Regions from separate parts of the Homo sapiens genome. Here region 2 is linked to region 1. The links are chromatin contacts, found by Hi-C or POLR2A ChIA-PET in ENCODE. All regions are on one chromosome and are shown on one strand. Each heading gives the region's core, a stretch centred on a gene start or an enhancer-like site at or near the end of the contact. The rest is flanking DNA. Distances are from core to core; before and after follow the strand shown.

Region 1 (4,526 bases), core at 1,580-4,079:
TTTCTGCCTTCTTCTGCTCCACCCATTCCCCTGTTTATTTTAAACCTCCAGTATTTCCTTTAAAAAATGATTTTAAACTAAGCTTGGAAAACAGAATGCATTCTGTTGCAACAACATTTGTTGATAACACTTTAGGGCTTTAGCAGGTGAGGTATGATGCTGGAAGCCCAATGGCCTCATTGACTGAGTGCAAACTAGAGTAGGAGGGACCCCAGTTCTTCAAACTGGATACCTCTCCCAGTACAGGGCTCTGCCTATCCACTTCCCATCCACTAGCACCTAAAGCAACCTATAGCAGAGAGAAGCCCTGTGGGCCCTGGCAGATCCTCATAGAATTGTGAGGAACTCTGGCTTCCCTTCCAAAGTCCAGGAGTCCAGGGAGCATCCTGACCTCCCTGGCGTTTTTTGAGAGGAGTGTCACTCACTAAAGAAGATTTTGGAAGCCTGGGGGCCCAGCAGCAACCACGTATCAGAGCCTACCTGTCTGGTTCTTGAGCTCTGGAAGTGGGAGATTAGAGTCCATCAACAGCTTACAAAGACTGGAGTCCCCGTGGGTGCACCGCTGGGTCTTCCTCTCATCCAGTTGGTGTTTCTGCTGGTTTCTGTCCTAGCATTACAGCTACCCTAGGAACCCACTGCAGGAGGAAAATAAGACAGTTGAAGGTGTCACAGATGTAGGGATCCAAGTAGTGATTCACTTTAACAACTTGCATTTGATTGCTTAGAATGTATGTAATATGCAATATATATGCAATACCGCTCCTCATTCTGAGGGTGTTTAATGTTTCCCTTCACCAAAATGCAGCATCTAGACCGGCTTATGAATCTTCCGCTGCATTCCGTGAAGATGGAACCTTGTTATACTAAAGTCAACCTGCTTCACGAGCGCCTGCAGGATCTCAAGAGCCGCTTCAGATTCCCCCACATTGATCTGGTGGTTCAGAGGACACAGAACTACATGCAGGAGGTGGGTGTGGCAGGGGCATCCGTGGTGGATGAGGGTAAAGAGAGAGCAGAGAAATGGGTGCTGGCCAGTGAGACCAGCTGCTAGTGTAGCTCAGGGAAATACGTCGCGTCTCTTTAGCCATCATGTTGCGGGAGGACACGTTCTGTCCCTCCACTGGCTTCATCTTCCATCCATGTGGATGAACATCATAGACAAGACATAGCTCAGAAAAATAAAGTAGCATTAATTGATAACTACTTGATTTGTCAAATCAGTGCTGTAACCTTGGCTACACATTGGAATCACCTGGGGGAAATACTGATGTCCAGGCTGGCGTGCAGTGGCATGATCTTGGCTCACTGCATGCAACCTTTGCCTCCCGGGTTCAAGTGATTGTCTTGCCTCAACTTCCTGAGTAGCTGGGACTACAGGCATGTGCCACCATGTCTGGCTAATTTTTGTATTTTTAGTAGAGATGGGGTTTTTACTGTGTTGGCCAGGCTGGTCTCAAACTCTTGACCTCAAGTGAACTGCCCACCTCGGCCTCCCAAAGTGCTGGGATTACAGGCATAAGCCACCACACCCAGCCTATATGGCTACTTTTTGATAGAACTTCCCTACCCTGATTCCTACTGTTTCTAATATGCAGCCAGGATTGAGAGCCACTGGCTTAAATTAATTCCCTAACGTAATTAAGAGTAAACCAATCAATCAATCACAGCTTCATATTTGAATTTCTTGAGTCTACTTGACAGGTTTCTTTTTTTTTTTTTTCATAAGGAACCTTTTCCCCAGTAACAGGAATGAATAGCACAAACTCCTTCCGTATTATAGTGTTTCCTAAATGAATAAGGGGTACGGTCACCAAAGCTCTAAAGGACACCATGCCATTTCACACAGATATTCTGAGGAGAGATTACTGTGGGCCGGACACTGTACCAGATCCCACTTCAGGGAGCTTGAGTGAGACAAATTCTTAGATAAATTCACTACAATGTTGAAGGTATGATAAAGGTATATATTGTGGCCAGGCACAGTGGCTCACGCCTGTAATCCCAGCATTTTGGGAGACCGAGGCGGGTGGATCACTTGAAGTCAGGAGTTTAAGACCAGCCTGGCCAACATGGTGAAACCCCATCTCTACTAAAAATACAAAAAAATTAGCTGGGCATGGTGGTGCACACCTGTAGTCCCAGCTACTTGGAGGCTGAAGCACGAGACTCGCTTGAACCCTGGAGGCAGAGGTTGCAGTGAACCAAGAGTGTGCCACTGCACTACTCCAGCCTGGATGACAAAGTGAAACCGTGTCTCAAAAAAAAAAAAAAAAAAAAAGGTATATATTGGATGCTTTGGGACCACGGGCTTGGGGAAGAAAGGAGAACTTTTTTTTTCATAAAGGTTATGGGCAGGATTAAGTGATACATTTTAGCTAACTAACCCTTGAGTTGTGAGGGATGAAAGAGGAACGAGGAACAAAATTGGGCAACAGTTTAGCAGAAGTCTCTTTCGTAATACTGGACCCTGGTGACGGGAACACAGGCAAAGGTGCAGAGAATAAGATACCTGAACTACTTCTGCTTTCTGACCCATGAACATGTCAGCCACTGTCCCCACCCATCCCTGACCCTGCCTCTCTTCCCAGCCCTGCAGAGAGAGGGAGAGATAAGCTGTGGAGCGGTTTACATCTACTTAAAGTGGAGGTGCCACCAAAAACTAGTTGAAGAAGGCTCCAGCCTCATCCCTTAATCAGTGGCTGCAGGTATCAAAGAATAGGAGTGCCCACGGGAGATGACAGAATGCTTGCTCAGTCCCATGGCCTTGGGTTTTCCAACTTCTTCCTGCTCCCACTGTGACCACGTGACCATTTGTTTCACAGCCCTGGTGATGGGGTGATGTTGCCTTGGGTACCCCCACCGAATAGCAGCCGAGGGGACTCATCTCTGATGGCCCCTACTCTGCAGTCCCACTTAGCCAGGCCTGTGGGTGGTGATCCCAGCCCCTGACTGTTGTCTGTTTCTGTGTCGCTTCTGGTTTCTAGCTAATGGAGAATGCAGTGTTCACTTTTGAGCAGTTGCTTTCCCCACATCTCCAAGGAGAGGCCTCCAAAACTGCAGTTGCCATTGAGAAGGTTAAACTCCGAGTCTTAAAGGTAAAACCGTTCTCTTGTTTGTGGGAAGCATAAAAAGAGAACGTGACCCCTGTTTCTTTTGTAAAGTGGAAAATACCAAGTTCTCTCCTTGGCTCTAATCTTTCCCCACTCCTTTCTCTCCCAAGTCCAGTGACTGTCAGTCCGCTGCAGTTTCTCCAGTGTGACTTCCATGCCTCTTCTGCCATCTAGCGGCCACTGCTGGTCCTCAGCATCATTACCCACAGCTACAGGCCCCGCGTCCCAGCCTTCATAGAGATCCAACTCGACAAACACGTATTAGCTGTCCACTATAAGCACTGCATGGGATGTAAAAGTAGGCAAGGCACAGCCTCTTTCTTCAAAGAGGTTACAATATAGTAAAATCCATTAAACTGGCGAATAATTTATTGATTTTGAAAAATCAGAACCTCATGGCAAAGGAAATACTCCAAAGAAAAGAAATCTACCATATGAAATTGTTTTAAATGTACTTCAGAGTGTTTATTAAAATAGTTTTAATAATAGGAGCTTTCACATATATGTTATATTTTAAAGCCTCTTACCTGATCCCCACAAGAACTTGTGCATTAACTAGAATATTCCCCCATTGTACAGATGAGGAACTGATTCTGTAAAAGCTAATGTGACTTAATTAAGCTCAACAGGCTGATCAATGGTGAGCTTAAGGATAAACGATCATACACCTAGTCCACTAATTTTTTTTACTGCCTTCTAGTTCCCCTAAACATTGCCTTGGAACAGAAGATCAAAGTCCCACAGAGCCTAGGGGTGGTCTCTGAATTTCAGACTTGATCTTGATGCCTCACAGGCAAGAGGAAACTCTAGCAACTAAATCATTGATATTAAAAACAATATTGGGGCCGGGCACAGTGGCTCACGCCTGTAATCCCAGCACTTTGGGAGGCCGAGGCGGGCAGATCACGAGGTCAGGAGATCGAGACCATCCTGGCTAACACGGTGAAACCCCGTCTCTACTAAAAATACAAAAAACTAGCCGGGTGTGGTGGTGGGCACCTGTAGTCCTAGCTACTCGGGAGGCTGAGACAGGAGAATGGCGTGAACCTGGGAGGTGGAGCTTGCAGTGAGCGGAGATTGTGCCACTATACTCCAGCTCTGGGTGGCAGAGTGAGACTCTATCTCAAAAAACAAAAAACAAAAAAACAAAAAAAAAAACACCAATATTGCTCATGATAACACACATAATGATGAAATTGCAATGCAACTAAAAAAAAAAAGATAGTGTCAGTGTCAAATGCTTTAGCGTACAGAAAGAAAGGAAGAAAAAATGTAGAAAGGTGTTGAAATATTAGGACCTCAGGTTTCAAAGAGATTTTGAGTGCCTTTAGTTCAACTTCATATTCAGTGTTCAGCAGGTTCCCTCAAGGGGTGGTCCCACTAGTGCTCCGACACCTGCACTGGCAGGATACTTTC
Region 2 (4,221 bases), core at 232-2,731, 110 kb before region 1:
CTAGGAAGGGTGAACAGTACAGGCAGTTATAATGTGCTATGCTTAACCACTGTGGGGAACGTGCCATAGCCAGCATATACAACGCTCTGTGGATAGAGGAGAAGCTGGACAGGTGGGTTGGGACCAACTTGAGAAGAGCCTGGAAGAACCCAAGGTGGCTTTTATCAGGGGAAGGACCTGATCAGTTATGTGTTTTCTAATGTTACCTTTGCCGTGATGTGAAGAGTGGGTTTGAAAGGGGAGCAGTTAGAGGCAAAGTTAGGAGCTCATTGCAGTCATTATTTTTGTAAGAGACGAGGGCCTGAACCAGTCGTTGGTGGCAAGATTGCTTTTGAGAGAGATCCCCAAAGCCCAAAGGGCAGGGTTTGCTGACTGTGGCACCTAGAGGAGGAGATCCAAAAGGATGATTCTGAGGTTTCTACTGCAGGCACCCAGGTGATGGTGAATCTGTTAACCGAGACAGGGGAGCAAATTCGAAGTGCCTGTCAGGACTTTCACAAGGAGTTATTCAGCAGGAGACATTTGGAAATATGCGGCAGGGATCCAGGAGAGGTTGGGACAGCAAACACACATGTAGGAGTCATTGGGTTGTACAGGCAGTTCAGTGGGGTTGCGTTTTTAAGGGAAAGAGTGACTGATTAAGAAGTGGATAGAGGTGATGAATCTGAGAACAATGGATTCAGGGTATTGTTTCAAGAGGTTTGATGGTTAAGGGTAAAAAAGAGGGCAGTTGCCTGAGAGGTAGATGAGTAATTTTCTTTTCTGGGACTTGAATGCATGTGTGGGTGAAAACTAGTGGTGAGGAAGACAATGGCAATCCGAGAAAAAGGAGATAATTAATGTAGTGAGTTTGGACGAAAAATATTGGGGGGGTCTTCCTTTTGAGGTGGACAGGAGGAGGAAAGTATAGTAGATGATGAGATGAACTTAGAGGTGGATAGAAGAGAAATGAAACTTATTATATCTCCATTTGCTTAAAAGAGGAAGTCTGAGTAAAGGGAGGGTGGAGAAGGGAGTTTAAGGATACTTTTGAAGATGTGAGAGCTGCTTTGAAAAGTGGAAGAGACCGGCCGGGCAGGGTGGCTCACGCCTGTAATCCCAGCACTTTGGGAGGCCGAGGCGGGCGGATCACGAGGTCAGATCAAGACCTTCCTGGCTAACATGGTGAAACCCCGTCTCTACTAAAAAAAAAAAAAAAAAAAAAAAAATTAGCCGGGCGTGGTGGCGGGTGTCTGTAGTCCCAGCTACTCGGGAGGCTGAGGCAGAATGGCATGAACCCGGGAGGTGGAGCTTGCAATGAGCTGAGATCGCGCCACTGCACTCCAGCCTGGGCGACAGAGTGAGACTTCATCTCAAAGAAAAAAAAAAAAAAAAGTGGAAGAGATAGTCATGGGGATAAGAAAAAGTTTGCTGAACAGCAATGAGTCCAGCCCAGGCTGGGGCTCATTTGTCTGCAGCGGAGCCAAGCGCACAGCATAGCAGTGTTTTCTGTACTGCTGGGAAGCCTGCAATAAGCAGCCGGGAAAATGGGCAGGTGGGTTGATCCGTGGCTAGATATTGGCTGGGCAGATTTTGAAGAAAGATTTTCTTAGGGATAGGAAAATCAAAGATATTCTTGACTGGTGTTAGTGAATCAACTATGAGTCCTGGAGATCAAGGATAAGTAGTGAAGGAAGTAAAACTTGGAGGGGTTCTAGGGTTAGGGAAATCGGGAGGGGCAAGAGCTTGGAAGGCTGAAGGAGATGAATAGTAGAATAAGCAGGTTTAAACGAGAAAAGAAAAAGGAAATAATGTTATGGATCAGGCATAGTATTTTCATACATATCTAGTTTATCAATTCATAAGTCATTCCTTCAATAACAAAAATATTTATTTTTGTCTTATTATAAATATAAAATATCTTTATTTTGTTATATTAAATGGAACAAACACTTTTCAGTCTTATCCTGGAAATTGAATATTTTACTTAAAAAAAACCCCTCATTTTAAAACTTTGGCCAAGTTGTATATGGTTTATTTGGAGACACACACACACATAATTATTCAAGGGGAATAAAGGGAAGTTAATGAATTGGATTTTTTTTGCTCATAGCTAATTTATTCCCCATCTACTGTGGTAGTAAAATAAAAATTAAATATTTACAGTTAGCCTATCATTGTCATGTACCTGTTACAATTAAATAAAGTGAAAATTTAAAATGTAAGCTGAAGTTAAGTTTCCAACCTAAGTTTCTTTTAGCATTACATGTAAATAATGTATTTACCTATTACAACTTTCTTTTTCCCCTCATTACCATTTTTTCGTTCCCCTACATCGATATCTCTGTTACAAAGCAATGGTATCTATTTATACTATGCAGATCAGCTTCAATGATGTGAAGAGCTCACAGAAATAATAATAGACACATTTATTTGCATATTATGTTTCTGCTTCTGCAAGTAATATTCTTTCTTATAATGCTTGTATCTTTTATTTGGAGAACTTCAAGTGATCTGGAAGAATCCCATTGTATTCCATAAAGGAGAGTAGATGAGCAGATGGCTTCCACATCTGCAAAATGGGAATGTTCGTGGACTTCTGAAACTATATTGAAATTTCAGAATTCTCTGTGGCAGTTATATAATATGCTCCTTGAAACAACAGCATATTCAGGAATGGACTAGAATCCAGGCCTTTTGCCAACAAGCCATTCTTTAATCCTACTGAGGTCATTATTTTCTCTATTTCCTAAAGTCAACAACCTGACATTAAGGAAGCCTTTGCTATGCAGGTTTCTTTCAACCTATGTCTCTCTGTCTCTGTCTCTTTCTCTTTCCCTTTTATATCTGTTATTCAAATTACATTTATGTGTAGTTACACATTAGTTGTTCTCTCTTACCTCCATTCTAAGTTCCTTCACTAGATTTCAAAAATCGCTTACCACATCAAATACAGCCGAGGCCATCCATCCTTCAAGCTACCCATCATCAGAGCCATACCTTATATATTATTCTATTCCTCTCCATCACAACAAAACAAAGGAAAACTGATCAAGTGCCCTCAGCATTCTGGAATACAATCTCCCCCATCACCCCAGAAGTACTAAACCATCTTACTATTCTTTAGAGGGCTTTGAAGTTGGTACTTTGATACCAGTGAGCACGTATGTTGGTGCAACTAACTTCTCCAGAACAAGAGCCTTCTCCCTCTGCGATTGTACAGATCCAGGCATCTTGCTAATGCTTACAAATGTCAGATTTATTCTTCATTACAATGCTATTGAATATAACAAACTGGCCTCATCGTAAGAATCTCCTGGAGGAAGATATTGAAAACACAGTTTCTCTGACTTCCCTCATATAGATTCTGATTGAGTAGGTCTGAGGTAGGGAATGGAATTTTCTACTTTTTATCAGGCAACTCAGGAGAATCTTATGACCAGTAAGACAAAGGAAACACTGAGATTGGTGATTTTTATCCCTATTTTAAGATGAAGACATGAAAGGTTTTCTAGAGACATACTGCTCAATATGGTAACCATTAGCCACACGTGGCTATTAAAATGAAAGTTAATGGGCTGGGCACAGTGGCTCACGCCTGTAATCCCAGCACTTGGGGAGGCCAAGGCAGGCGGATCACGAGATCAGGAGATCAAGACCATCCTGGCTAACATGGTGAAAACCCGTCTCTACTAAAAGTACAAAAAATTAGCTGGGCATGGTGGCGGGTGCCTGTAGTCCCAACTACTCAGGAGGCTGAGGCAGGAGAATCATTTGAACCCAGGAGGCAGAGGTTGCAGTGAGCTGCGAGATCACGCCACTGTACTCCAGCCTGGGTGACAGAGCGAGATTCTGTCTCAAAAAAAAAAAAAAAAAGAAAGTTAACTAAACCATTAATTTTGTAAAAGTATGTGAGATGAGAGATATGTTAATCTTCTTCACTACAGTAACCATGTTACTACCCATATGTATCCCATAGCATCATGTTGTAATCCTCAATTATACATAAGAAAATTTATCTTAAAAACTAAAGAGAAAAGAAAAACAGGTATTAAGTTTTTCAGTCACACTAGCCACATTTCAAGTGTTCAGTAGCCCCATGTTACCAGTGACTGTTGTACCGCACAGAACAGATACAGAACCTCTCTGTCATCCCCAAAATTTCTATTAGACAACACTTCTAGTAGACACCACATTTGTTAGCATGTGATGTTTTTGCTTCTGCGAGTAATAACCTTTCTT

Evidence for each region. Hi-C counts contacts between places; a loop is a spot of excess contacts on that map. ChIA-PET counts read pairs that join two places held with the same protein, here RNA polymerase II (POLR2A). Pooled maps may share reads with other maps.
Region 2: a loop to region 1 is called in a pooled map, with 2.5 times the contacts of the local background. The contact joins two enhancer-like sites. A Hi-C loop is called at or near these places in 3 of 50 pooled maps. POLR2A ChIA-PET finds 5 or more read pairs at or near these places in 2 of 52 experiments (PC-3 and activated T-cell).

Annotation. Positions count from the first base shown.
Region 1 is chr1:184,804,515-184,809,040 of GRCh38, reverse strand. NIBAN1 (niban apoptosis regulator 1) reads left to right here. Exons shown (of 14, transcript NM_052966.4): 10 at 806-967; 11 at 2,985-3,095. Among named protein-coding and RNA genes, the nearest start is that of EDEM3, 52 kb to the right of the region's middle. Within about 2 kb of position 2,829, at least 7 of the 41 ENCODE cell types and tissues checked have a DNase peak (open chromatin) inside an H3K27ac peak, as active enhancers do.
Region 2 is chr1:184,914,356-184,918,576 of GRCh38, reverse strand. All of the region lies in intron 1 of NIBAN1 (niban apoptosis regulator 1), which reads left to right. Among named protein-coding and RNA genes, the nearest start is that of NIBAN1, 58 kb to the left of the region's middle. Within about 2 kb of position 1,481, at least 3 of the 41 ENCODE cell types and tissues checked have a DNase peak (open chromatin) inside an H3K27ac peak, as active enhancers do.